Regions from separate parts of the Mus musculus genome. Here region 2 is linked to region 1. A link is a loop called in an ENCODE intact Hi-C map of the cell type or tissue named here. Cell type or tissue: left cerebral cortex. All regions are shown on one strand. Links, peaks and the distances in the headings refer to the core of each region. The heading gives the core; the rest is flanking DNA. Region 1 overlaps Med13l (mediator complex subunit 13-like). Region 2 holds the start of Rbm19 (RNA binding motif protein 19).

Region 1 (8,327 bases), core at 289-8,288:
TCACTCAGCACTCCCACACAGCGAGCACACAGGGTGGCAGGAGCATTGCTCCCTGCAGACTCTGAGCTGTGGTGCTCAGTTCTAATCCAGGGAAGGTGATGATGGAGAGCAGGTGCACTCTAGGGGTCCTAGATGCCCCTGAGGATGCTGGGGTCTTCCATCTCAGCATGCAGTGACACACAGCTCCAGAGCGGGTGCCTTGTGCTTCTGGGATCACTGTATCCATTTTTCCAAAACCTTTGTCTGGTCGATAGTGTTTGTCAGATGCCTGACTTCACTGCAGAGACCTGTGTATTCCAGGTCACATTGCTTAGTCCCCAAGGGCTTTGGTGGGAGGTACTGCAGGCAGGGGACTGTCACTAGTGTGCATAGTCAAGATGAAAGCTGCTGTTAGTGCCTGGTGATGCTCATTGTGCTTTGGGCCTTGTTTTTCAGAGCCAGGGAGAGCGGCTTCTGTCTCGGGAGGCTCCAGAGGAACTCAAGCAGCAGCCCCTGGCCCTTGGGTATTTTGTGTCCACTGCCAAAGCGGAGAACCTCCCGCAGTGGTTTTGGTCATCGTGCCCCCAGGCCCGGAACCAGTGCCCACTCTTCCTGAAGGTTGGTAGATGCACGCTGGGGTTTAAGACAAGTCTCTGGCATGTGTTTTCATTTGGTTGGAGCTAGAAATCTCCTCTTCGCTGACCCAGGCTCTTTGTGCTCCTGTGTCACTTGTCACTTAAAGTCTGAGGAGGTTTTAGTTACAGAAGAGTGGACTTCAGAAAAGGGACCCCGACTTGCTGTCAAGAAGTGAGTTCACACAACCTGACTCTCCTAGTCGGTACTGATGACTGCCAGGAAGCCACAGCACAGTCCTACCTGGCTGCATACTGGAGCCGTCCTCCATAGAGCAGAGCCAGGGCCATTCAAACCTTTCACATCTGTGCGTTTTCCTCCTTGTATGGCTTTTATTGATTGTGCCCTTAAAACAAGGCCCACACGTGCAGAGTGTAAAGGAGCCTCAGAGGGCATCCATTTCTCATTTTTGGCAGAAAGAGAGAGAGGTTTGAGAGTATACCATGGTGGGAGCCATGGGGAGAGGACTCTTATAAGGGAGTCAACTGAGTGATGACAGCCCTGAGCTCCCCCTGTGGCACAGCATACCCACCTCCAGCCATTGGATGCTGGCAGATGTGAGAAATGATGTAGGTACTTATCATGCCCATGCCTGGCTGTGAAGGTGGCTGAGGTGGGAGGTCATATGACTTGTGAGCTGAAACAAGGCTGAAGGGCACAGCAACCCTGCCACAGAGTAAGCCAGCCCAGTGACGGGAGCAAGAGATGAGGGGAAGCGGCATGCCGTGCTGTGAGTAAGGGCCAGCTGAGCCAGCTCTGCAGCACTGGTGTCGTCTCAGTGGGCAGAGCTGTGAGCCACTCTTGTGTGGCATGGAGGGGACATGGAGTAACCTGTGGGAAATACTCCAGTGTAGGAGGGACACCTAGTCAGTCAGCAGAGCAGGGAGAGTCCCCAGGACTGTTAGGGTCGTATCCAAACAGGAGGTGACAAACAGGCGGTAGTGTGTCACTCTACTCAGAGATACCAGGCACAGGCGGGCACGGAACGCTGTGATGGAGCGCCTTGCTCACCTGACAGCTGAGCATGAAGGAAATGGCCGTTTCCTTCGTGGAGGTTAGTCTCTGTCTGTATTGGGACAGCAGACAGTCAGCGCCTCTGTGTCCTCTGATTATGTGCCCACCTTGTGGAATGCGCCTGCCTGCCTGTCCTCGAGGTCCTCTGCCTGCCCACCCTGGAGGTGCACCTGCAATTAAATCTCCAGATCAGACAGTAGGGATTGTGAGGGGTCTGAAGGGTAGAGGGGTTGAGAAGCCCCACAGTATGAAGAGCCACATCTAGACTGCAGAGCCTCGACACCCCTCACGGCAGCTTAGCCCATAGCTGGAGGACGGAAGAGAAAGTTTTGAGAACATCAGAGAGACTTGACTATATAGCCCATTAGCTGATACAAAGGAATCACATTCAGTGTGCGCGCGCGATACAGTTCTTAAAGGTTCTCATCTGTAAGCATTACTTCCTAAATTTACAAGAGAAATGATAGAGTATTTGGTTTGTTTTAAAATATTTCAAAGGTAAAATACTGAAAAGAAAGTGACAAATAGTGGCCACTGTCCCAGCTTTGGTGGCAGGGCATACAGCACTACATAGGAACTGCTGTTTCATGTGCTCGACTGTTGTGTTAGAAGCAAGGTATGCTGGTGAGATGGCCCAGTCAGTCAGAGAGCCCCCAAGCCCCGGCCGGGTGCGTCTGGTGGCAGGGATCAGTGCGCCAGGCTGTCTTCTGACCTCACGTGTGTGCTGTTGAGTGCACACACACCAGTCAGCTTGTTTTCTCAAGAAGCAAAATGAAGTCGGTTAGACCAGAAAGAGAGGCCCCTGAAACTAGTGTTGAGCTTACCTCTAGGACAGTAGTGTGTCCCAGGAGATGACTCAGCAGTTGGGACTCAGGCACACAGCAGCCTGCCTCTGCATGACTGAGGAGCCGGAGCCTGGGCTGGGGCCGCGCTCATTCTCCACTGTGCTGCTCTGCACCTGGAAAGAAACAAAGTTCTCGGGTCTTTCCCCAGGCTTCCCTGCATCACCACATCTCTGTAGCGCAGACCGATGAGCTCCTTCCTGCCAGGACCTCTCAGCGGGCTCCACACCCTCTGGACTCCAAGACCACATCTGACGTTCTAAGGTAGCTCTGACTGAGTGGGAAAGTGGCGCTCCTTCCTCCTTGCCCCTGAGGAGTGCAGGACAGGGTGGTGCTCAGAGACACTGCTGCTTGTGCAGAGCAGCAGAGTCCACTTCTCCCCACGGTGCAGGGACACACAGTGTGTGCACTCAGTTCACCACACAGGAGGTGCAGGGACACTTCATTTCCTATTCCAAAGAGGTGATGCAGGTGTCAGCCCTGGGCAGAAGAACAAAGGTTAGGGAGCAGAGCCTGGGAGTGGCTCTGCATGGAAAACTCAGTTTGACCTTCTCTGCCACAGATAAGTATGTTCGATTGACTAGAGCACTAATTCTTTGTTATGGAATGCACCTCAGATGCACGGACTCTGTTTCACTGTTTTCATCAGGGCATAAAATTTAATGGTGCATGCCTGTAATCCCAGAACTTGAAAGAGAAGGCTAAAGAACCAGGAGTTGAAAGTCATCCTTACTTACTTACTGAGTTCAAGCCCAGAGTCCAGCCTGAGCTCCGGAGACACTGTGTGGATGTGCATGTGTGTGCATGTGGATGCACGTGCCAGATGCCAGCCAGTCTCTTCCTGTCTCTCACCGTGCTCCTGAGATTGGCCTGTGTCCACCTCCTCTCCCCTTCCCTCCTCCTGCTATTGGATTATAGTGTGCACTGTTGCTCACTGCTTTACACGGGTTCTGGGGCACACACTCAGCCTTTCTGTCACTAGCTGAGATATTGCCCCAGACCCAAGACTGGATCTTCAAAACAACAAGCAGACAGAAGCTATCCTGTGCCTTGAGAGCTGAGCCTTTCTGGGTGCTCTCTGATGTACTGTGGTTTGGAAATGGGCGATGGACAGGTGCCTCACTAGCAACTTGGCCCCCAGGGTCTCTGATGGAACAGAGAGCAAGGGTCTTGTGCAAGTTAAGTACAACCATGCACACCTAGGATACCCATGCACACCCAGGCAGACAACTAAGGCTGTGGTCAAAAGTATCAGGCTAACCTGCCATAGAGAGCAAGGCCCTGTCCATCCCTGTTGATTTTTTTCCAGTGACCACATCAGAATAACATGGAGAAACTTGGAAAGCCGAGTGTCAGTAAAGTATTACATTCTGAACAATTCAATATGATCAGTATATTCTCATTTTGGCATCTAGCCAACATGAAACAGTTTTCATTCAGTGGCTTCCTGATCCTGGAGGCCCTGAGGTGGCCATGCTGGTGTGCAGGGACGCAGGGTGGGCCACGTGGGCCCCACACACCCCAAGCCTGTGGCCCAGAAGCTGACCTCTGTGCTCTCCCTGGCAGGTTTGTGCTGGAGCAGTACAACGCCCTATCCTGGCTCACGTGCAATCCAGCCACCCAGGACCGCACTTCCTGCCTTCCCGTCCACTTCGTGGTGCTCACGCAGCTGTACAATGCCATCATGAACATGCTCTAACCGGGAAGGGAAGCGCTTGCCCTCTGCCTCAGCTCCTCCTGCAGCCTTGGCCAGGGAGCCTGCTCCACTCTGCAAATGCCCGGCCTTTTTTAGAGCACTCCCTATACCCCGCACTGTGACGCCTTCTGAGCAGGCTCATGCTCCTCCTGCAGTGTTCATTGCCACAGTGACTTCTTGACGTGTCTCACGAGGACCTGGAAATTTCCATAAGCAGTGACTTGAGCCAATGTGTGATATGTGCAGCCTGCAGTCCCCGGGAAGTGGCGGCTGTTGGTGGCTGAAGAGGCAAGGAGAAGAGACACCGTCCTTTTGCACAAGAGCCTGCTCTCAGCCTCTGTTTAGTACCAGGCTGTCCAGCCCTCTGAATGCAATCCTCTAGCCAATGGTGGATGCCTGGGGGTCTCCCATACTTCATAACCTGGGATGTGTCACAACTAAGAGCCAGCTCCAGGACAGGATCTAGTGCTGGGGCCTCTGCCTCCCCCGCCTGTCAGGAGGGTTTTAGTTGATGGCACACCTGTGTAGACACAGGAGGTCTGGGGACAGCTGCATTCTGTTTATTTATTTTTCATTTTGTTGTAAGTTTTTTTGCGACTTTGTTTTTTCTAATCTTGAGGACCAGGTACAGTAGCTGAAGCCCACTGAGACCCACCGTAGGATTCTCTGAGTACATACCTCTGTCCTAGAAGCCAAGAAAGGAGTGAGAAGAAGCGGGGAGGCCACCTAGTGGTAGACTCGGTCAGACAGTCTGTGGCTGCAGCCTGTGTAGGTTGCACCCCTATATGAAGATGGTCAGGCTCAGCCCCGAGCTGGAGGCAAGGACCTTCATCACTTCTCTATACAGTCACATGGAAATACCTTTTCTAGAGAATTCTTACAGAAAGCCAGGTCTCTCCTTTCATTAGATCAAAAGGGACTCGTGTACATATCACAACCAAAGTGTTTGCTCACGAAACCAGTTACAAACACAGTGAATTTTTTCTGGACCATAGGAATATTGTTTCAAAGAAATAGTGCAACTCAACCGTTACATCAGTACTTGAAGCTGAGCCTCTATGTGGGACTTTAAAAAAAAAAAAAAAAGCCTTTTTAAAGCATTCGCAGCTGATTGAAGTATTCTTGACTCCCTGTCCCAGACCTTAGGGTTGACTTTGAAACCCTGTTTCTAGCCCTTATGTCGTATGTTTCTGTCTGTGGGTGGTGGGTGTAGACCGGCTTCCCAGAGCCTCCTGACAGGCCCGGCACTGAGCCCGGCTCCCGTGGGAGAGTCATGCAAACTAAGTTCTTCCAAGAGACTTTCATGTCCTGGTTATTAACAAAGAAAAGGAAAAAAATGTAATAATTGATATGGTTTTGTAAAAGTATTTTTCTTGAGATAATCTAACGTTTAAAACATTATATTAACATGTGGTGGGGATGTGAAAGCAGAGAAATAACTTGTACATGGGTGACTGTTCTCTGTCTCACCAACTGGGGGGGTTGCTTTCCAATGTATAGCTTAAAAAATCTGATATATCAAACCGTTTGTATCTAACGTGTACAGTGTAAAATTGACTTAAAATATCGCAGTGCTATTTTTTCTTATCAGCGAGGAAATCCTCAAGGCCTTTTGAAGAGCGTAAGATGACGGAGATGTAAACTTGTATAAAGTCACCTCGGGGAGGACGGGCTGTAAACTAGATATTTGTAATCTTTACCACTTGGGATTGCTTCCTCTCAGAGTTCACCAGAACTTTGAATTTCTCTCTCTCTCTCTCTTTTTTAAATGGGCTGTTTTTACTGCAGGGGCTTTTCTTCCCTAGAAACCCAACTCTACGCAGAAAAAGTGAAAAGGAAAAAAAAAACACAAAAAAAACCAGAAAAAAAAGCTATAAAAAGTTTTAAAAGAAGGCAGCAAAGGGTAGTTTCCATCTGGTGTCTTTTATTTAAGTTTTTTAAGTTAAGAAAAGCTGGTGACATATTTATACGTTTTTGTGCAAAAAATAAATGAATGGCAATAGATTTAAAGAAATCTTATTATGTACTTCTGTGTGCAAAAGTCTGTATAATATTTCCCCTAAATATGCATTATTTTACCTGTGAGTTTTTTACAGAATTAATCTGAAATGTACAAGCCCTGGATTTGCTACAGAGTGAGAAGTTATTTTATTTTATTTTTTTTTTATTTTTTATTTTGAGAAAACTGCAGAAATCAGAACTCCTACCATGGTTTGAAAAGGGAGGCGGGAGGGGAGGCGGGAGGGCTGGTCCGGCATGCCTGTATGTATCTCTCAAGAGCCTTTTTTTTAAAATGTAAAAGCTGTACATTTTTGGGAAGTTCTGATTTTCTTTTTCTTTTTTTTTTTCTTTTTGTTTCCTTTTACCTTCAAGCATTTTGCAGTGCGCTTCTTTTATATCTAGCAGACAATTGGAAAGAAATACAAAACCTATGTGACGTTCATTTAAGAACCACAGCCCAGTGCTGGTTCAATACACTAAAGACTTTGATAAAAGAGAATCAATGGCAAAGGTCTCCATTTTAAATGTCATTCATATATACCTTGTGGATGAGAGCTATATACTTTTACACACTTTTTTAGAGGAATAAATTATTGAATTACTGAAACCTCGAGTGGCTCTTTTCCCCTCCCACCCCCTCTCTGTACTGAGATCACCCCGCTCCAGTCTGCACATGCGTCACAGACGGATCTACTGCTCTGGCCTATAGAGTGCACGTGGGGATTGCATCACCCACCACCCCAGTGGCTGTTCCAGCATTCCCAGGTCGGGTCCCAGATGCCACCAGCACCAAGAGCCTCTTAGGTGCTCTGGTGTTTAGGTCCTTCGCGTTCTTGAGCAGGGCAGATCTGATCGTGTCTAGTCCTGGGAGGTTTGCAGACAGCCCTAGGACAAGTGTGCATCCCCCCCTTTCACTACTGATGTACAGGCCGGTGGCAGTAGCTTGCTATCAGTCATGCCACACACAAGCAAGTCCTGCTAAACACACACCATCCGCTGTGACTATGGTGTTTCTTTCTCCAGTAGAGAACCCACTCACTCGGTCTTGGGTTCACTCTCCTGTCCGTTTGAAACATTACCCAAAATGGACAAGCCCTGGGACTCGGCGGCTCTTCCAGTAAAAACCAGAATAATTGGAAGGGACTTGGTTTTTTCATTGTCCTCCATCAGCTTTGAAATCTAATCTCAGTGTCTCCGAATTTAGACAGCAATTTGCTGGGTTGACTCCATAGGACCTCCCCCCCACCACCACGCCCATCCCCCTGGTCACATCATTTACAGTGAAAGGCAAGGGGAGTTCACAACAAGTGCTCTGCAAAGCAGAAAGCTCAACACTAAAAGGCAGCCATGTATCCATGTGTTTCCATTGGCGGTACCAGCCGTGACACATGCGCATGCACACACACACACACACACACACACACACACACACTCACTCCTCAGATCTCCCTACTCCAACGTCGGCAAGCTAAACAGAACTGGGTGGGTTCTCGAGGGCCTTCCTGTGCACTTTGCTCAGCTCACACATCAATTGGTACTCACCTGATTCCATCATTGCTGACTTTACTCCTACGGGAAGCAGGACTTCCTGTAGCTTGTGGCTCAACCCGAGGTGGCAGAAGTTTTGCTGTAGACGCGGAGACATGATGACAGCCGTTGGCCATCCAGCTGACCTTCTGCAACTGGTTTCCAATTCCCACAGCCCTCCACTCCACCTGTGAGCCTGAGCGGTTTTATGTCCCTGCCTTTAGAACATCACAGGGTGAGGGATTTTATGCCAACTGGTATCAAATAGTAAGACCCCCTTTGGAAACTGCTTTTCCTCAGTACAAGGACTAAAAAGCTTCCGAAGACTAGCTACTGAAACAGAAGCCACACCCTGGAGCTCAGTCTGCTGCGGCCATGGTCCTGGTCACTGTGAGAAGTAGCTTGGCTCTCCTCGTGTTGGAAGTCCTACCCGAGGTGCAGTTTCTAATGTGTGGCCCACGTGCTCCGGGTGTTGCCAGAGTCATTTACATCTACTCTACAGAGAGCCACTATTAGTTACTATTTCCTGTTACTAATGACAGGTGTCAAGGGAAGGCTGGGGATCCAGATAGTTTAGAAGATGGTTTATGTCCTGGGCCTCTAGCTCTGCATCCGGCCAGATTAATTCAGTCTCA
Region 2 (8,327 bases), core at 86-8,085, 1.4 Mb after region 1:
TTTCCTGTGACCATTCTCTAGTATCTAGTCCCTAGTCAACCATCTTGGCTTCTTTGCCAGGTCCTGTGTTCTATCTACACGGACCCCTGTCCTTGGTCAGCATTGTGGGTTGAATGAGAATGGCCCCCATGGATTCATATATTTGTTTAGTCCCGGTTGGAATAAACGTGGCCTTGGAGGAGGTATGTCTCTGGGATCCAGCTCTGAGGTTTCAAAAGCCCAGGGTAGACTTGGTCTCCCCACTCCTCCCCTCCCTCTCTTCTCCTCTCCCCTCCCTCCTGCCTTTCCTTCCCCCTCCTCCACCTGTGGACCAGGATGAAGCTCTCAGGTACTTCTTCATCATCCTGCCTGCCTATCTGCCGACATTCTCGCCCCATGATCGTTAAGGACTAAACCTCTGAAACTGTAAACAAGTCACCAATCAAATGCTTTCTCTTTACCAGGGTTGCCTTGGTCACGGTGTCTCTTCACAGCAATAGAGCAATGACTGAGACAGTTGTTCCCAGTGTTACCCTGGAAAATGCACTTAAACCAGCCACAGACCCTTCCATAGCTCTGTGATGACCCTTTCTCTCTACTACCACAGCTCCTGGAACACCGACCCAGCTTCTTCCGTGGCCCCTGCTCCACTGTCCTCTGCCCTTCAGAGCCTGGTTTATGGAGGAGGGGACTATTTCACTATTTACCCCTGGCTGGCCTGGAACTCACCCTGTACACCAGGCTGGCCCCCAGTTCACAGAGATCCTCCTGGCTCTGTCTCCCAAGTGCTGGGATTAAAGACATGACCACTATACCAGGGCCCATCTATATTTCTTTCTGTGCTAGAATAACAAATTATTCCATGAGAGAGTTAGTGTCTCTAGGTCTCCAGTGATTAAGACCGAGATTAAGTTGTCTTCAGGATCATGCCCCTTCTGTGCATGCCTGGCCCACAGTCTGGGGCTGCCATGCCTGTCTTAGGTGACATCCAGTCTCATCTCTATCTTCCCGCTGAAGGTCACTTGTCGGTAAGTAGACCTAAGGCCACCCAGATCATCCAAGCTGATGTCATGTTTCCATGCTTGTGACAAGGTCAAGGACCCTTTCCCACAGGTACTAGAAGACCAGGAGAGGGGCATCTTTTAGGAAGGGCCATCCCCCCCCCCTTTTTTTTTTTAGATTTTATTTATTTTATGTATATGGGTACACTGTAGCTGTCTTCAGACACAACAGAAGAGGGCATCGGATCCCATTTACAGATGGTTGTATATATGTATACACACACACATACACACACACACACACACACACACACACACACACACACACACACACACACGGGAGAGTGTGTGCATGCATATGTATGTGGAAACCAGAAGACAAACCCAGATGTCATCCTCAGGAATATGGCCAATCTCCTTTGAGACAAGGTCCCTCCTATCCTGGAGCTCACTAGATAGTCCAGGTCTCCAGCAAACCCCAAGGATACACCTTTCTCTGCCTTCTGCCTCCTTAGCACTGGGGCTCCAAGCACGAGCTACCACCGCTGCTACCTCTGATCCCAGCAAGAACTTTCCTGAAGGTGCCTCTCCCTCTGGGCACCAGCGGTAAATTCTGTGTGCTTGGTGCAGCTCTGCAGCTCTGTTGGACACGTGAGCTCCTTGCATCTGGAGCTCATAGAGGAAGATGCTGGTTAGGGCTTTGTGCTTGAGCTGGTCTTGGAGCTCAGGGATGGAGTGGGTTCAGAGACAAAGATGGCTACCCGCTCCGGCCAATCAAATATGCAGTAACAGACAGTGAGGCGGGCGTAATTTAAAAAGAACCAATGAGAACGGAAGGACGGGAAATGAACCTTTTCATACGCAACCTTCAGAAAAACATAATAATGCAGACAGTTTGCAAAACTATTTGATTAAAAGTTCCTAAAGGCCGGGCGGTGGTGGCGCACGCCTTTAATCCCAGCACTTGGGAGGCAGAGGCAGCCGGATTTCTGAGTTCGAGGTCAGCCTGGTCTACAAAGTGAGTTCCAAGACAGCCAGGGCTATACAGAGAAACCCTGTCTCGGAAAAAAAAAAAAAAAAAAAAAAAAAACCCAGTTCCTAAAGACCTGGGGGGGACCCCAACCTAGGACTGTGCCGGCGAGGAATGAAGACACATGTCCACGTAGAGACAGGCACGAACACAGACGTTCTCAGCAATGTTACTATCAATAGCCATGGGGTACATCCACCCAGATGCCTTAGACAGATGGTTGGATACACAAACATACTGGAGTCCGACATTTGACACTTGTGTGTGTGTGTGTGTGTGGGGAGGGGTAACGAGTGAAGGATGATTCATGCAGAGACATGGATTAACCTTGAAAACAATATGTGAAGAGAAAAATCAGCCAAGAAAGTAACACATCCATAGAGATGCCAGATAGATTCTAGGTTCCTAGAAGGCGGGAAGTTGGTGACTGGTCTTTTGCTTGTATATAATGGTTTCTGACTGTGTGGGGTGTTTCTTGTGGTCTCTCTTTCATTCTCTTCTTCTCCTTCTCCTTCATTTTTGTTTGTTTTGTTTGCCTGTTTTCTTTCTAAAGAGAACAAAAGGACTGGGGGCTGGGTTGGTGGGGAGGCAGGAAGGAGCTGGTGGGACGGGGAAGCCATGATCAAAATATATTATCTGGGGGCTGGTGAGATGGCTCAGTGGGTATGAGCACCCGACTGCTCTTCCGAAGGTCCAGAGTTCAAATCCTAGCAACCACATGGTGGCTCACAACCATCCGTAACAAGATCTGACTCCCTCTTCTGGTGTGTCTGAAGACAGCTACAGTGTACTTACATATAATAATAAATAAATCTTTAAAAATATCTATATAAATTATCTGAAAAAAATGGTTTAGCCTTGGCTGTCCTGGAACTAGCTCTGTAGACCAGACTGGCCTTAACTCAGAGATCTGCCTGCCTCTGTCTCCTGAGCGCTGGGATTAAAGGCGAGCGCCATCACTGCCTAGCTGCATTTTTTTTTTTCAATAAAAAATGTTCTAAGATTGGTTCTCTCCTCCCACTACGAAGAACCAAGGTTGGGGGGTTGGGGGGAGGGAAATCTCAGGCTGTCAGGCTTGCCCACAAGTGCCTTTATCTGACGAGCCATCTTGCCAACTGGAGTTGTCCACTTTAAGTGGGCAAATTGTGTGGCACCTGGACTGTATCTCAATAAAGCTGCCAACAGTAACAAGAAAGGATATGGGGAGATGGAGCAAAATGTCTTTTAGAAGAAGAAAATCTATTTGAGCAGTGGTGGCGCACACCTTTAATCTCAGCACTTGGGAGGCAGAGGCGGGAGGGTTTCTGAGTTCAACGCCTTTACACAATAAATAAACCTTTATAATTTTATTTTTGTAACGGGGGTTCTCTGTGCAGCCCTAGCTATCCTGGAACTCGGAGATCCGCTTGCCTTTACCTTTAAAACAATTTTTTTTTTCTAGGCTCTCTGCTCTTTCCCAGAAGCCTGTCATCCCGAGGGGGTTGGACATCAGCGCCTCCTGCCTTCCTTGCGGGGATTTAGAGGCCCCAAGACCTGGCGGAGAAAACGCGAGCGCTCGGGCCTTTCCCCCGTCCCCGCCAACCCCGCCTTGTGGGTGGGACTTTCCCCGGAGAGAGTCTCCCGTGAGGCCACACCCACTTCCGGATGGAACGCGGCGGGGGCCACGTGACTCGCTAAAAATGGCGGCGCCCAGTGTGGCGGCGTGAAAGTTGTGGGAAGTCGCTGTCGCCGGGGTCGTGAGTCTGAAAAGCGAAGGGAACCTGAGAGCCATGTCGCGTCTGATCGTGAAGAACCTCCCGAATGGGGTGAGCGGGAGCCGGGGATGGGGCCCGGAAGTGGAAGCAGAGGTCCGGGAATGGAGGGTGAAGGATGGAGGGGTTCTAAGTCAGGGACAGGACTGGGGAGGTCCGGAATCCAAGGAGGCGGCACCCTGTCCTGAGGGCTCAGCAAGCCGCAAAGTGGCTTCCGAGCATTCTGAGGATCCTTCCATGTTGTGCTGGGCAGTTTGGGTCAGTTTGACCCAGACCGGAGTCACTTACGGAGAGGGAACTTCATTGGATGTTATTGCGTCCATATGCCTGTGGACCAGCCTGTGGTGCTCTGAGGAGTGATGGGTGTGGGAGGTTCCAGCCCCCTGTGGGTGCTGTCACGCCTCGGCAAGTGTCCCTGGGCTGTGTACAGATGTTGGCGGGGCAAGTAAGTCTGCGTCGGTTCTTGCCTCGACTTCCCTGGATGGCGGACTGTGATGGAGACCCATAAGCCAAATCAATGGTCTTCCTCCCCAAATTGCTTTGGTTTTTTTGTTTGTTTTTAAAAGATTTATTTTTTTATTATGTGTAAGTACACTGTAGCTGTCTTCAGACACACCAGAAGAGGGCGTCAGATCCCATTACAGATGGTTGTGAGCCACCATGTGGTTGCTGGGATTTGAAGTCAAGACCTTTGGAAGAGCAGTCAGTGCTCTTAACTGCTGAGCCATCTCTCCAGCCCACGCCCCCCAAATTGCTTTGTATCCTTGATGTGTGTCACAACAGGGAACAGACTAGAGAATGCTTACTGGTTCACCATCACAGAGCAAGATTAGACTTCAAAGCCAAGTGTGGTGGTGCATACACCTGTTGTCAGCTTTCCATAGGCAGAGGGTGGCGAGTTCAAGGCCAGCCTGGGTTACATAGCAAGATGATGTGGCTAAAAATAAATAAATTAATTAAATTTGTTTTGTTGTTGTTGGGACCATGTGCCCCCCAGAACAGCAGTCCTCAACCTTCCAAATGCTGTGCCCCCCTTTAATACAGTTCCTCCTGTTGTGACCCCCTAGTCATGAAGTTATTTTGTTGCTACTGCATAACTGTAATTTTCTCATTATGAATATAACGTAAATATCTGGTATGTGGGATATCATATGCATCCCCCCCAAAAGGGAGACCCAAGATGATCTCCCCTATTTGGGATTTTGTTTGTTGTTTTGGGGGATGCTTTTTTAAAAAAACAGACTCTTAAATCTGTAGCCCTGGCTGACCTTGAACACCTGCTTCTGCCTCCCCACCATACCTAGCCTCATCTCAGGGTTTCTGTCCTTTTCTGACACGGGATCTCATTTAGTAGCCCTGGCTGTCCTGGAACTTAACATTTATGTAGACCAGGCTGGCCCCAAACTAAAGAAATCTGCCTGCCTCTGCCTCCAGAGTGCTAGGATTAAAGGTGTGCTTGACCACGCCTGGCCTTATCACCAGGTTTTAAAACACACCTGAAAAAATATCTCTTTTGAAATATCTGGGTGCAATGGGACACCCCTGCTGGGGCTGGGAAGTGAGGCAGGCAGATCTCTAGTTTGAGGCCCAATGGGGCTGCACTCCCCATTGTAATTGTTCTACAGTGCAACCCCAGGTGCTGGGGACCAGGGTGTGGGCATCTTTAATGGGCTCCATTATTCGCTGGCTCCCAAGGTAAGCAAACGTTTACACAGCTTCCCTTGTCTTTGTTTATTTGGACAAGCCTCTGTTGGGTATCTTGTTTGTTGTGGCAGCCTCAGGATGGAAGTTGTAATTGATGTCTTCCTCAACGGGGACAGGGCAAGAAAGAGAAGAGACCAATTGAGGTGCCTTGAAGTTCCATTTCCTTATTAAAGAACTGAATGGCCTGCTCAGGGGTGCTCAGCGGGTGTCAGGCTCTGAGCCAGGACCTGGCCACCCTTAAAAAAGTCAAGGTCTGTCACCTGCTCATCTCAGGATTCCCTCCAGGCCCTCTAGGTTATTTGTCTCTTGGCTCCAGGGACCCTTCTCCCTCCTCTCTCTCATTATATCCTTCTGCTCTAGATGAAGGAGGAGCGATTCCGGCAGCTGTTTGCCGCCTTTGGCACACTGACCGACTGCAGCCTCAAGTTCACCAAAGACGGCAAGTTCCGAAAGTTCGGCTTCATAGGTTTCAAGTCGGAGGAGGAGGCCCAGGCAGCACTGAACCATTTCCACCGGAGCTTTATTGACACGACCCGGATCACCGTGAGTCTGAGCGAGTCTCATCCTGCCCACCGTAGAGTTTGCCTTACCTCAGGACTACCCAGGCTTTCAAGTGCTTGAGCATCGTTGCCTGAGAGTCGGCCCACTGCTCACTGGGCCCTCCCCGAGTTTCTGAATTATTAAAGTACTTTTTAACTCTTCACTCTTTTACGTTGTTTGACCTTTGTACCCTGACCACGAGTGATAAGTGTGATAGAACTGGTAGGCGCAGTTACTTCTACAGGGGCATCCATCCCTAGGAGAAAGCAGTTTGCTGACCAGCAACAGCCTAGACCATCTGGGCATGGCTTGTGGGAGTGCCCTCCCAAAGGCTGCCTCAGAGGATGTAGTGGAGTTACCAGAACAGAGGGATGAATCAGTTCATGTGTGGTCCCAGGCGTTCTTCCACACTCCTCTGGTCACCCAACTGTCCCTGGTACCCTGGGCTTGTTTTCTGCTGTAACTGAACTTGCCTTGTGGTAAATAGTCACCTGACTTGTGGCCATTGCTCCCTGTTGCCCTGTACTAGGCAGGGGCTGACTCCCAGGGGACAATAGCATTTCCTGTCACGTTCTTCTGGATGGCCTGGGAGACAGAATTAGTCTTCTGTAAATGGCAGCATGACTTTTTGGGGGGCAGTGTCTAGGCTGGGAATGAAAGTGATTCGCTTTAAAGCAGATAGCAGGTCAGCGACCACTGCACTCTGGGAAACCCATACTCCTGTGCTGAAGGGGATGCACACGTGCCTAGGGACCTCAGCAGCTGTGGAAGCCAGCTCTCTTTCCCATGCAGGTCGAATTCTGCAAGTCCTTTGGAGACCCATCGAAGCCCCGAGCTTGGAGCAAGCATGCCCAGAAGTCAAGTCAGCCCAAGCAGCCGTCGCAAGACTCCGTTCCCTCAGACACTAAAAAGGTATGTAGGCAGTACCCCCAGCCCTGTGCCCAGTGATGGCAGGGTGGTCTCTGGCTGGGAAGGAGTTGGGAGTATATTTAGGATGGTTTTGGAAGGTGGGTACGCCCAGCATCGGCGTGAGCCCGTCTGCCTTCTACTTTCAGGACAAGAAGAAAAAAGGGCCCAGTGACCTGGAGAAGGTGAGTATTCTGTGGGTAGAGAGGGAGGAGGGTGAGTGTTGTGTGGCTGAAGAAGGAGGAGGCCTGTGAGCACTGAGAGGGAGGAGGGCTGGAACACCGAGCCTCCTGAAGCGCTGCCTCATCTCCCTCCTCCTGTCCCTCCTCCTGCCTCTTCCACCTGCCACAGCTGAAGGAAGATGCCAAGTTCCAGGAGTTCCTGTCAATTCATCAGAAGAGGACCCAAGTGGCCACGTGGGCAAACGACGCTTTGGAGGCCAAGCTCCCAAAAGCAAAAACCAAGGCATCAAGTGACTATCTGAACTTCGACTCCGACTCCAACTCTGACTCTGGGCAGGAGAGTGAGGAGGAGCCAGCCAGAGAGGACCCTGAAGGTGAGTGTGAGTCCCGGGAGTGCTGTGCCTTCTGGCCTTTGCCTGGCCTTGGCCTGATGGGCACAAGTACCATATACTTGGCACAGACATACAAAGGACAATTTGTGTGACACTTTCTGGTGACATGGGCTAAGAAAAGTGCCAAGGACCAGCCTGGGCTTGGAGAGGGGTTCCCGAGAGAAGGGGTATCAGGGAGCGGAGAAACAAACGACTCAGTCAAATTACAAGTTACAAACTGACAGCCTATGTTCTGCCCAAGATAGCTTTCCAGATTGTTCTATGTTCTGCTTTCTCTGATCTCCAGATAGCTTTTTTATCAAGACAACTTTTTTTGCAATTCTAAAATCTCATCTCTTGCAAATCAAAGCCCAGTTTTTTATATATATCAATTTGCTCATTACCCGAGGTTCCCTTTTGATTATCCCATGAATCAGCCTCTCAGAATCCCAGCCTCCCATGATCCCAGCCCCCTGATTCTTAGAGACAGCCAGCACAAGCACGGGCAATAAGATAGCTGGGTGATACCCTGCTCTGGAATTACCATTCCTACCACACTTGGGCCTGGGCCTGGGCCTAGACCTGGGCCTAAACTCCCTATGTCCCAGGCTGACTCTAAACTCAGGAACCTGCCTACCTTTGTATCTGCCTACCTTTATATCTTCCTGACAAGCTGGCTCATAGTGCAGCTGCCCCTGTTGCTTTAGATCTGTGAAGCTCCTTACACAATTCATATTGCTCCTTACACAATCCATGTATATATATAATACATATATATGTATACACACACATATGTTGGTTTTTCAAGAGCATCCTTATGTTTTTGCACAGTTGAGAAACTATATATTTTCAAGCTCATGTTT

Evidence for each region. A loop is a pair of places that touch in the nucleus more often than their neighbours do. Peaks named below come from ENCODE experiments on the same cell type or tissue, not always from the same donor. Only the 100,000 strongest peaks of a DNase experiment are listed, where the experiment ranks them.
Region 2: it touches region 1 in a loop (5-fold over the local background); 8 of 42 quality-filtered maps call a loop at or near these places.

What each region holds. Positions count from the first base shown.
Region 1 is chr5:118,758,667-118,766,993 of GRCm38, forward strand. Med13l (mediator complex subunit 13-like) reads left to right here. Exons shown (of 31, transcript NM_172424.4): 29 at 436-597; 30 at 2,620-2,732; 31 at 4,035-6,772. The coding sequence ends at 4,167. Among named protein-coding and RNA genes, the nearest start is that of Gm42015, 80 kb to the right of the region's middle. In left cerebral cortex, for the core only: a CTCF peak has its summit at 4,888 (motif pointing left); DNase peaks (open chromatin) are centred at 2,596, 4,342, 4,883, 5,404 and 1 more place; H3K27ac peaks cover 1,049 bases.
Region 2 is chr5:120,112,835-120,121,161 of GRCm38, forward strand. It overlaps Rbm19 (RNA binding motif protein 19), which reads left to right and starts at 3,679. Exons shown (of 24, transcript NM_028762.1): 1 at 3,679-3,815; 2 at 5,826-6,008; 3 at 6,798-6,917; 4 at 7,061-7,096; 5 at 7,263-7,467. The coding sequence starts at 3,780. Gm10390 (predicted gene 10390) reads right to left here. Exons shown (of 3, transcript NR_045793.1): 3 at 8,262-8,327. In left cerebral cortex, for the core only: CTCF peaks have their summits at 3,504 and 4,372 (motif pointing right); DNase peaks (open chromatin) are centred at 3,612 and 4,122; H3K4me3 peaks cover 1,312 bases; H3K27ac peaks cover 504 bases.